Linked DNA regions of Homo sapiens: region 1 is linked to region 2. A link is a contact called in ENCODE Hi-C data. All regions are on one chromosome and are shown on one strand. Each heading gives the region's core, a stretch centred on a gene start or an enhancer-like site at or near the end of the contact. The rest is flanking DNA. Distances are from core to core; before and after follow the strand shown.

What was found. A loop is a pair of places that touch in the nucleus more often than their neighbours do. Pooled maps may share reads with other maps.
Region 1: a map of B cell shows a loop between it and region 2 (5-fold over the local background). The contact joins the enhancer-like site here to the promoter of KIFAP3 in region 2. A Hi-C loop is called at or near these places in 3 of 168 maps with a recorded cell type or tissue (B cell, GM12878 and naive thymus-derived CD4-positive, alpha-beta T cell), 13 of 37 single-sample maps with no recorded cell type and 13 of 50 pooled maps.

The regions. Positions count from the first base shown.
Region 1 is chr1:169,676,208-169,682,169 of GRCh38, forward strand. All of the region lies in intron 1 of LOC107985745 (a long non-coding RNA gene), which reads left to right. Among named protein-coding and RNA genes, the nearest start is that of SELL, 32 kb to the right of the region's middle. RefSeq lists an enhancer at 4,278-4,527. Within about 2 kb of position 4,489, at least 5 of the 41 ENCODE cell types and tissues checked have a DNase peak (open chromatin) inside an H3K27ac peak, as active enhancers do; they include B cell and GM12878, where a contact is called at or near this core.
Region 2 is chr1:170,070,778-170,075,999 of GRCh38, forward strand. It overlaps KIFAP3 (kinesin associated protein 3), which reads right to left and starts at 3,918. Exons shown (of 20, transcript NM_014970.4): 1 at 3,659-3,918. The coding sequence starts at 3,690. RefSeq lists enhancers at 3,727-3,786, 3,847-4,146.

The DNA of each region.
Region 1 (5,962 bases), core at 3,239-5,738, 390 kb before region 2:
ACAAAAGGGTCAACCTGGGGGATGGCTAGGGTTTGACTCAGTCGTTACATTTCAATAGAGCAGGAAGGGGAAATGGTGGCCTGTAACCTCAGGGAATTTTGCCAGTTGGTCCACCCCACTCTCTCTCTCCTGCTCTGAGGAAGTGGCACAGCCTAGAACAGCACCACAGGTGAGAGAAATGCAAACCCTAACCAGAGAAGCAGACTCTTTGCCAGTAGTAATAGTTCAGGACCACCACCAGCTTTTATTAAAATTTTTAATAACACTCAAGTATTGGCAGAAAGAAATAATCTTGGGTTAACTATAACTAGAATATTGACTCTTCCTCTGTGGAAGAATCAGCCAATCACATTTGTTTACATCAGTTCCCCTGAAGAAGAAAAATACACTGATGTTGCAGCAAGACAAATTTAAGCTAGATGTAAATAACTTCCTTTAGCCTGTAATGCTAGGCTAATTACATATTGGAACTATTTTTTCAGGGAAGAATTGTGTAGGGTTTCAGGGAAGAATTCTGAAGAAAATATAGAGCTGAAATGATCTTGCAGCTCACTGAAACTGCAGGGTTTAGATCCACACTGATACTCGTTCTATTATCACTGTAATGAAGGCTGATGGAATAAGTAAAAATGTTTTGTATTAGTATGTTTTTACACTTATTTGCAAGGCATAAATAGGTTAGGTTTTGATCTTAATTTAATTCTAACATGTATTGTGCACAAGCTGTGAGCAGTTTTCAGGAGTTAGGTATCTGGCCATGACTGATTTTTCAGGAGTTAATCATCTGGTAGAAGGGTCATACACAATAGGAAGATGTGTGTGACAGGTTGTGATCATTACTATAATCACACAGAGAGCTGTAGAATTTTAGGCTGGCAGGGTGGCTCACGCCTGTAATCCCAGCACTTTGGGAGGCCAAGGCAGGCGGATCAAGAGGTCAGGAGATGGAGACCATCCTGGCTAACACGGTGAAACCCCGTCTGTACTAAAAATACAAAAAAAAAAAAAAGCCAGGCGTGGTGGTGGGCGCCTGTAGTCCCAGCTACTTGGGAGGCTGAGGCAGGAGAATGGCGTGAACCCGGGAGGTGGAGCTTGCAGTGAGCCGAGATCGCATCACTGCAATCCAACCTGGGCGACAGAGGGAGACTCAGTCTCAAAAAAAAAAAAAAAAAAAAGTCATGTTAGATCCAGAGGGGTAGCAACTGGGGCTGGGCTGTCAGTCAACTCAGTCAACTCAGTCAACTCTGCTCCCCCACAGGAGATGCCAGTGATGCATTTTCATGGCCAACATTGTCAGTCAGCATCATTGAATTACTCCTGATTATAGAGACACAGCTGCAAACGATTCCCCATTAAATATGATGTTTCTTGCAATGTTTGGAAGGTACTCCTTTTTAGTAAGGGAAATCCCCTCTTCTGGCTTGCTGAAAGTTTTTTCTTTCCATTTTAAAAATCGTGAATTCCTTTTTGCAATATTGAGGTGGTTATATGGTTTCTCTTCTCTAATCTGTTAATATGGTGATTTAATGGTTAGAAATTTTCTAATGTAAATTCCACTCATATTGCAGAAATAAACCTAAACTGAGCATGAGGCTATATTTTTTATTTGCTTCTATATTTGGTTGCTATACAGTATTATGTTTAAGATTTGTTCACATATATTTGTGAATGGGATTGGACTATTTTTCCTTCTTGCCGATTTTTATCTGGTTTTTAAATTAAGGATATTTTAGACTTATGAAATATTTGGCAAACAATCCTTGGCAAGTAATTTTTTGGGGAATTTGTTTTGGCTATTTTGAGTATTACCCAATATATTTTAATTAAGTTATTCTTAATGTTTTCTTAATTAAAAAAATTACCTACTCTAGAGATATTCTTTATGTACTCCAGATTTTGTCTATTTATACCACTTTTCTTTTTTCCTCGATGAGTGTCATAGATGTTCATCTATTTTTTTATCTTCTTTGATCTTCTCTTATTCCTTGTTTCTATTAACTTCTGAAGTTTATTATTTTCTTTTTTCCACTTCCTTATGGTTTATTCTTTCAATTTTTCTCTAACTTCTTAAGTTGGGTGTTTAATTTTTAGCTTGCTTTGCTTTTTTAGGATAAGCATTAAAACTACAAATTTTCCTTGTTATTCTTTTGCTGCACCCCAAATTGTTGATATTTCTATTGTCTAATTTCTATTCAATTAGAATACTTTAAAGTTTCTTTTTGGTTTTTAAAAACTAACTTTTTAAATTGACAAATAAAAATTGTGTATATTTATTGTGCACAGCATATGGCTTTGAAATATATGTACATTGTGGAATGGCTAAATTTAGCTTATTAATGTATGCATTATCTCACATACTTATCATTTTTTGTGGTGAGAGCTATGTGACTTTTGAACTTATGAGTTATTTAAATATTTTTAAATTATTAAGCATATTGGGATTTTAAGTAATTTACCTTTTTATTATTAACTTATAACAAGTAGAACAGTTAACCTGTATGATTCTACATCATTGAAATTTATTGACATTTGCTTCATAGTCTATTATATGGTCTACTTTTGTTCATGTTACATCTGTAGTAGAATTGGCTAATAGTTGAGTAAAGTACACATATGTCTATGAAATCAAGTGTAATCCAGAGAAAAAGAGAAATTTACTGAATATATTGTTCTAGGTGCTATTATATGTTGTCATGTTTAATCCTCACCACAATTGTATGAGGCAGCCATAATTAATTCCACTTTACACATGAGGAGCCTGAGGGTTAAAAAAAAAGCTAGCTCTACTATTTGTAAAGAATGAAGCAAAGATACAAATGAAGGCCCACATATCCTATAACTAGATATTTAAGCATTTTAATTCAAGCTTTAAAACTGCTAAATAAAATGTGCTCCAATTTCTATATTGACAGACATACCTTCCTAATGAGCTGGGGTTCGAATTTAGAAATCTTTGATGCTTCAGAGTCCACACTGAAATGTGGAGGCACATAGTGAGTTGGTCCCCAGCCTTCAGTCCACCCACCTTCTCTTTACTAAATCACCTTTCACATACATGTATGAACACCCCAGCCTCCAAGTCCAAACCCTAAACAAAATGGGACACCCTTGTGCATACACAGAGACACAGCCCATCCTCAGGAAAACCTGGAAAAGTCCATACAAGTTCTGGAAGCAAGCTTGGGACGGTTTCAGTAGTGTGGTCTATAAGGGAGGCCTCAGAAGACAGGTTTTCTTAATTCTGTGAACTTCTCCCACAGTAGAAAGGGTGCTGGAGGAGGGTCAGAGTGAGGACTTCTAAAGCATGGGTCCTGAGTAGGGGCCACTCTTGCCCAAGTCTAAGAAGGGTACTAGAATAGCACACTACTACTAGATACTAGAACCCAGATACAAGCACAGGTCTTCTGAAATTAATAATAATAATAACTATTACCATTATTATACCAGTAGCTGTCATTTATTTAGTGCTTATTATTTGCCAGTCACTGTTCTAAATTCTTTACATGTATTATACAACTGCCATATAACTGCCATATGAGGGATGTACCCTCATTGTCACCATTTTACCGATGAGAAAACTGGCATAAAACGTTTAAGTAACTTGTCCAAGTTACAGAGCTTAGTGAAGCCACAATGTTGCTCAATTTGCTCTCAAACTTCAAAGGGATGGGAAGGACACCTAAGTCATAGAGTCTTTAAGAATCAGAGCTAGAAGGAATCTTAGATGTTATCTAGTCAGCCTCCTCCCATTACAGTCCAAGAGAAGATGGCCCTGAGTTACTTGTAGCTATTTTTGCATGTGAATTGCAAGTGAATATACATTCTACTGAAGATAAAAGATATTTAAAGATATCGCTGGATATAGGAACAGTGGTTTTAAATCTCTAGGCTTTAACTTTTCTCAGAACAAGAAATCCTTTTTGGTTTTAATCTATATGCACATCTGTATTTTTCTCAATTATCGGGTAGTAAAATATAACTTTTCTTCTGTAATATTTTTTAACTTTAATGAGTGTTCCTCATAATAGAAAAGTTTGGAAACCATTGCTATGGGTATATACTTTCTAAAGGGATAGTAATTTCTCTAGAATATTCATTTAATGCTCCAGAAGTAATTAGCACAATTGTGCAAGTCTGTGCATCATCAACTATACATTCTGCCTGTTTACTCCAAATCCACATGAAACTGATTATACAGTCAAAGGCGAGCCCAGTGGAGAGGCATTTTTGGAGACTTCCTGGTACATTGAGACAGGGTCGGCCAGTCTGCGTTAGGGTCTTGGTCAAAACTGCATTTCTGAAACTAAACTCAGATTGCTTTCTTTTAAGGGGTCAGAACTGATTCAAATCTACATTTTTAAAAGCCTTAGATGTGGGGCTTTTCCTATTCCCAGTCTCCGCTATTGGTCTTTGTGAATCCACAGGCAATTTGGCCACATCCTTGACTCTCTCTTATATTAAGAATTAAACAGCTAAGTTCATGCAGAGGAAATATAACAAAGGAGGGACTTTCCTACAAGATCTTTGAAAAATGGAACATTTGCATAAGTCATATTTAGCCAGAACTGTTGTTTTATATTTTCCTTTCTGAATACTTTGTTACACCTCCTCCCAGCCAACCCCCCCCCTCCCTGACCCCAACTAGTCAGAGACCAAAGCCTTCACAATGGTTTACACTTGAACCTTCCTGGCCCCACCCTCATCATCACGCCTGAATAATTACATTCACTGACTGGTCTCCCCTGCTTCCGTTTATCTCCACTCCTAAACCCTCTGACACCTTAATCTTCCCAGAATACCATTGTGATCCTGTTCCACTCTTGCTCAAGTTTTCCCAGAAACTAGAGTACAAACTTTATAAGCTTTAGAGTTGAAAGCCACTCTATCTCTTTTTCATCCCCAGGTCTCTGCCAAGGCAGTATAACCTGTCCAACATCTCTAACTTCAATACCTTTGTCTTAGATACTAGACTCTCCTCCTGGTTTCTAATTAAACCTGATCTAGGATCTAATTTTGCCTCTGAATTCTGTTGCCCTTTGCCAAGTGATCTCTTCCTCCTCTGAGCCGCAGCATCTCTGAGCTTGCACACTTAGCATAGCCATAGCACACACAGCCTTAGCTTGCAGTTCAGGGTGTTTACCTTCCCTCCCCTTCCAGATGCTGGATCCCCAGGGATAGGAACTCTGCCCTTATGTGTCCATAGCCCCTGGTAGTATGTCTTGCAGTCGTACATTTTCAGCAAATGTTTAATTGGTTAATTGAAGACAACTGTCCCATGCCTTAAGCCTCTCTTTTTGCTAAACATGCCTGTGTCCTTTGTCATTGAACAACTATTTTGATCTATTTTCTTCCTGACATAGGGGTCAGTTCCGAGGATGCTGAAATCAAGAGACATAGCTTATTCTCTCAAAATTGCTTTCAAGAGTGATTTTGTTGTGAATTGAGAACTGGCTGCCTACTTTTGGACTACCCACTTCAGCAAGAGTGTTTGAAACCAAATCTATTCTAAGTAATTTTTTATTCCCTTTTCTCTATGGCATTAGACACACAGCTCTTTTAAACTACCTTTCGTTATCTATTAAACAGACATTCAGTAACTCTATAGACACTGTCTAGCTATATGAACTTAGACAAACTAATATCTCTGAGCTTCAGTTTCTTAAAATTTAAAATGAGGACAATACCATCTATGGCCGGGGATTAAATGCTATGAGGAATGTAAACCAGATGTCAGGTACCATCTCTCTAAAATCCAGATAAAATGAATTAAAAATACTGGCCGCAAACCCTCTCTAAGAGTTCTCAAAATTCTCAGAGAGCTTAATTTTCATGCTCACCATAGCACCGATTTTCTTCTAAATATTTTGTTTCTACCAAAATATTTTGTCCCAATTTTGCCTTTTATGGCTATTTCTTCATATCCACTTTCCCAAACTAAAGAAGCAGCCCCTTCACCTTAAAC
Region 2 (5,222 bases), core at 2,668-5,167:
CGATGCCAAAAGCATGAGCAACAAAAGAATAAATTAGACTTCACCAAAATTAAAAATGTTTGCATATGAAAGTTTTACATACCAAGATAGTGCAAAGAAAACCCACAGAATGGGACAAAGTATCTGTAAATCATGTATCTGACAAGGTTCTATTACAAAGAACTCCTTTTCCCAAAGAATAAAGACAAATGGCCAAGAAGCACATGAAAAGCTCAATGTCATTAGTAATTAGGGAAAGGCAAATCAATACCAAAATAAGATACCATTTGATATCCACTAGTATAGTAATAATTACAGAACAGAAAATAACAGGTGTTAGTGAGGATACGGAAAACTGAATTCTTATACATTGCTGGTGGGAATGTAAAATGGTGCAGTCACTAGGGAAAACACTTTAGTGGTTCCTCAATGAATTAAACATAGAATTACCATATGGTCTGGCAATTCCAGGCCTAGGTATACACCAAAAGATACAAAACAAGTGTTCAAACAAAAACTTGTACAGTAATGTTCACAGCAGCTTTATTCCCAATAGCCAATAGGTAGAAACAACCCAAATGTCCACCACCAGATGAGCAATAAACAAACAAAATGTGGTATATCCATAAAATGGAATACTGAATTAGTCAATTTTATGTTGCTATAACACAATACCTGAGACTAGGTAATTTATAAGGAAAAGGGGTTTATTTAGCTTACAGTTCCGCAGGCTGGGAAGTTCAAGGGCATGACTCTGGCTTCCAGTGAGGGCTTTTGTGCTTCATTATAACACAGTGGACAAGATCAAAGGGGAAGTGAGAAAAGAGAATACCCAAGGGTCTTCCTGGCTTTATAACAACCAACTCTAGAGGGAACTAATCCATTCCCAAGAGAGCTAATCCAGTCTCACTAGAGCAAGAATTCACTCACTCCAGCAAGAACAGCACCAAGCCATTCATGAGGGATCCACCCCCAAAACTGAAACACCTCCCAGGCTCCAGCTCCCAACACTGCCACAATGGGGGACCAAGTTTTAACATGAGCTTTGGTGGAAACGAACTATATCCAAACCACAGCAAATATTATGCAGCTATATAAAGGAATGAAGTACTGATACATGCTACCACACAGATGGACCTTGATATACCATGTGAGAAATGCTTGACACAAAAGCCACACACTTTTTTCATATAGCACTCATAAATACAATAAATATCAGTATATTTTAAAGTCTGTATTACTTGCTAGAGTGTAAATGCCATGAAGGCAGGGAATATATTTATGTTTCATTTACCAAATATGTTTTATCACTTGGCTTAATGACTTTTACACAGTAGAATCTCAACTATTAAATGAATGAACAAATGTTGTTCACTTTTAATATCCTTCAATAGTTCACCAATGCACTCAAAATAAAGTCTCAACTCTTTACTAAAGCGCTTAAGTCCCATATGATTTGGCTCATATTTCTTTCTAGTCTTATTCTGACTTTACTTAATAATCTATGTTTCAGGCACCTTGCTGAGTGCTGGGAATACAATGGGAAGTAAGATAGACACATAGCACCTACCTTTATGAACTTTATAAACCAGAAGGAAATATAAAGTAGTAAGTTTAGGGAAAAACAAGGTATTAAGTATCATGAGACCCTAACAGGTATACCTGACCTGGATTGTGAGGTGGGAAAGGGAAGTTCAGGAAAGCTTTCTGGAAAAAGTGGTATTTATGTCAAAACAGGAAAGATGAGGAATTAGCGGGGCAAAGAACAGGGCAAGTTCCAGATAAAGGAAGGGCATGTAAGAATCAAACACCAAAACACATAGAGATTCAAAAAAAATTATTTTTGTAAAACCAAAATATGGAATTACTCAGGTAGGAAGGGACTGAAAATATACTGCTATCTGCTGTCTTGTTAAAAACAAAATATAAAAGTAAAAATATTGTTAAAGAATATATGTAATCATGGTCAAAAAACAATAATTAAAATTGAAGGTTCTATCAGACATCACAAATGTTTTCCATCAGGCCTGTATAAATACATGTCTCCTGTATGCTTCTAGTCTGAAAACAGACAATTCAAACTTTTTATTATTTATAGTAAAAATTAGATGAAATTGAGAAATGTATTTTTCAACCTTTTCAGACTCTAATCTCATTTTACTTCAAACATTACATTGACTGGCTTGGTTTTAATTTTGGAACTCTAGATAGTATGTATTTAAAAGCAAACAATAGGTTGAGAATTATAAGTCACAGTATGCCTCAGTGTCCATACTGGTACGATAATGTTAAGAAAAACTACCTCTGACACAAATATATTACATGAAAATCAGCTAATGGTATAACAGCGGCTCTTTGTTCCAGAACAATTTTGAATTTAAAGTTAAAAGGCAATTTATTTTCTTCTGTCACAAAATTTTTAACCAAGGTATTTTAAAAACCAACGTTAAGTAAAATTCAGTGAGGAAATAAACACTGATGTAGGCTTATATATTCATTTAAAAATTTTTACTGACAAAGTCTGGCTATTTGCCAGTTTCAGATATATTTACATAAAATAAAAAAGACAGTCAATATATGCCTGTCTTGCCAGGACAATAGAGTTGATTTATTTATTATACAATTGTTTGAATCCCTTCTATGAGTCTACTAACACTTGGAAGATCTTTCTGTGATGATGAGAGCTCAGCCAAGCCAGAATAAAAATATTCACTGCAAGTGTATTATGACTTGAAATAATACCACCACCTTACATTCATGTTTCATTTTTTAAAAGTATTTCATCTTTCGTCCTTGTATCTCTCAGAAGGTAACGCCTGTCCCATTTTCAGATGAGGAAACCGTGCCCAAAGGAATACATGCGACTTTTCCAGGGTATTTACTGAATCAGTACTGAATTAAAATTTTTTTCTATTGGATCACTGCTTACTCTTGGTTCAGTGGGAGGTATCTTTTTTTTTTTCCAAATCAGGAATGATCTGAGTATTTGCCAGCACCCAAATAATCCCAACAGACTACAATTTTTTTGAGTAACTGATACTATATTTAAAAGAAATTATGGCCTATTTTATTGTCATCAAACTTCTGAACAAACCTCTTAATAATTACTAAATGTCCTACAAAAATTATGTTGTATACATGGGAGTCAAATGGATGACATGGATGCGGAAAGCAGAAAGAGACTGGAAATCAACATCTCAATTCAGCCTTCCAAAAAGTAGAATCCACCACTTCTTTCCCCTTCATCATTTCAAAAGCCCATGGCAATGAACCCCAAACTGAGGCCTGAGGGCGGATGCACCAGACTTTATTCCCAGGCTCTCATGGGATTTATCTATTATGGGAAAATGGAGAGTCTGGGAAGAGGCGAAAAAAAAAACAAAAGACGCGGTTTACCTTGCCCTACCTCCCTCTCCCCCTGGAATAAGGTGATGTAGCGAAGAAACCATCTTTCAATGCTGTCAGGGCTCCGCCGAGTCAGGTCAAAGGACTTTGAAACCCCCCCAGAGCTCTCCTTTTTTCTCCACTTCACCTTTTCCCTCTCCTTTCGGTGACTTCTCTCCCTGCTTCCCATCCCGTCTGCTAAACTAGCGTTGCCCAGTGACATCTCACAGCCAACCCAAGAACATCTTCAGGGCCCTGGCAAGGAGGGTAGGACAGAGCCTTGGGGAGTCGTCACCTTTTGAGGTATCTGGCGTCCTCCCCTTGCATGGCGGCAGCGGCAGCGGCGTGGAGAGGATGGGGTATCTTGAGAGGCAGGCGCGGTTATTTCCGGGGACGGTGGCCAAAGTACCCTCACACCCAGAGGCGATGACAGTCCTGAGGCCTGCAAGGCGGGGCAGCAGCGGCGCTGTGGTTACCACGGTGAAGCCTCCAGCTCCTCCCACAGCTTCTGTGCCCCAAAACACTGGAGCGGCCCAGACCCGCCCAGAGTCGCCTAAGCCGGGCCGTCACGACGCATGCGCTTGCTCTGCACCTCTTGTATGCGCAGGCTCAGTCTGAGGCGGTGGCCTCAGAGTTTGACGCACCGGGGAGCCGAGCAGGGAAGTTTTGGTGCAGTTTTGAGCGTCCGTGTATAAGGAGTGGCTCCGTAGTCACCGCCCCCTTGAGGATGGGAATAGAAAGGGCTGTCAGGTCAGCTTGAAAGGAGAGAGGGGAATCCGATAACCTTTTAGTTAGCGAATGCTATACAGCAGTCCAGCTAATAAGGGAGGTTTCTATTTGGGGGCCTGAATGGCCCTGATTGCACTTACAAGCTCTAACTTATGGAGATAATCTGACCGTTGTACAAAATGGATATAACTTTGAAGGCGGCAAGTCTGTCACTTTGATGTCTTAAATCTAGAATACACCTCCCCCAACCAAAACAAACAAACAAACAAACAAACAACAGCAACAAAAAACAGTTCCTGAAATTCCAACTCCACCAATTATCCTGAACTCAAGGTATGTTTAGAATTGCTTCTTCTGAGGCAGGCAATTGTTAGCAGTGCAGGGCATAGGAAAGAAGGGTTCTTTTTTAACTGCATGTTCTCTGGTTTAAGATCTATTCCCATGGGTTCAGCTATTATGTCTATGCAAATGATATAGGTTCATTTATTTGGTAAATGTGAATTGAGGGCTGGCTGTGTGCCAAACACCAAACCAGGCTCTAGGGATGCAAAGAAAGCACCTCTACTCCCCCTGCTCACCTATAATCTTGTCACTTATTCACTGTCTTCTAGTCCTGTTTTCCCAGTTGCTTTGAGACGTGCACGTAGTTGCTCTGCTGCTTTTTTCAAATGTAGTACATTGATGCAATTATTGATTATCCGTTATGTGTAAAACACCATGTTAAGGCACTGCATGGTATATTAAATATAGAAATACAGTCCTTACCCAACAAAATATATTTTTATCTTCCCACCCATTCACACCAGCTACACTATTTCTGTAGATGTTATAGTCATTCTTTCATTCTGAAAGGGAAGAAAATTTGCAGCTAATTTTGACTCCTTCCTCTGTATCATGCCCTCTTACTAAAGTGTTACAAAATTCTATCTTTTCTTCCTTCAAGATATTCAGGTAGTCCAGTTTTTTTCTACATTCTTACTTCTACCAATAGTCTAATCACTTTATACCTAGAGTACTGCAATTCCTTCCTCATTGGACTTCCTATTTTTTGTTTTTCTAAATATTAATTCTGCAAACTAATGTAAAATTTTACAAATTATCATTTATAACACCTTTAATGGTAATATAGC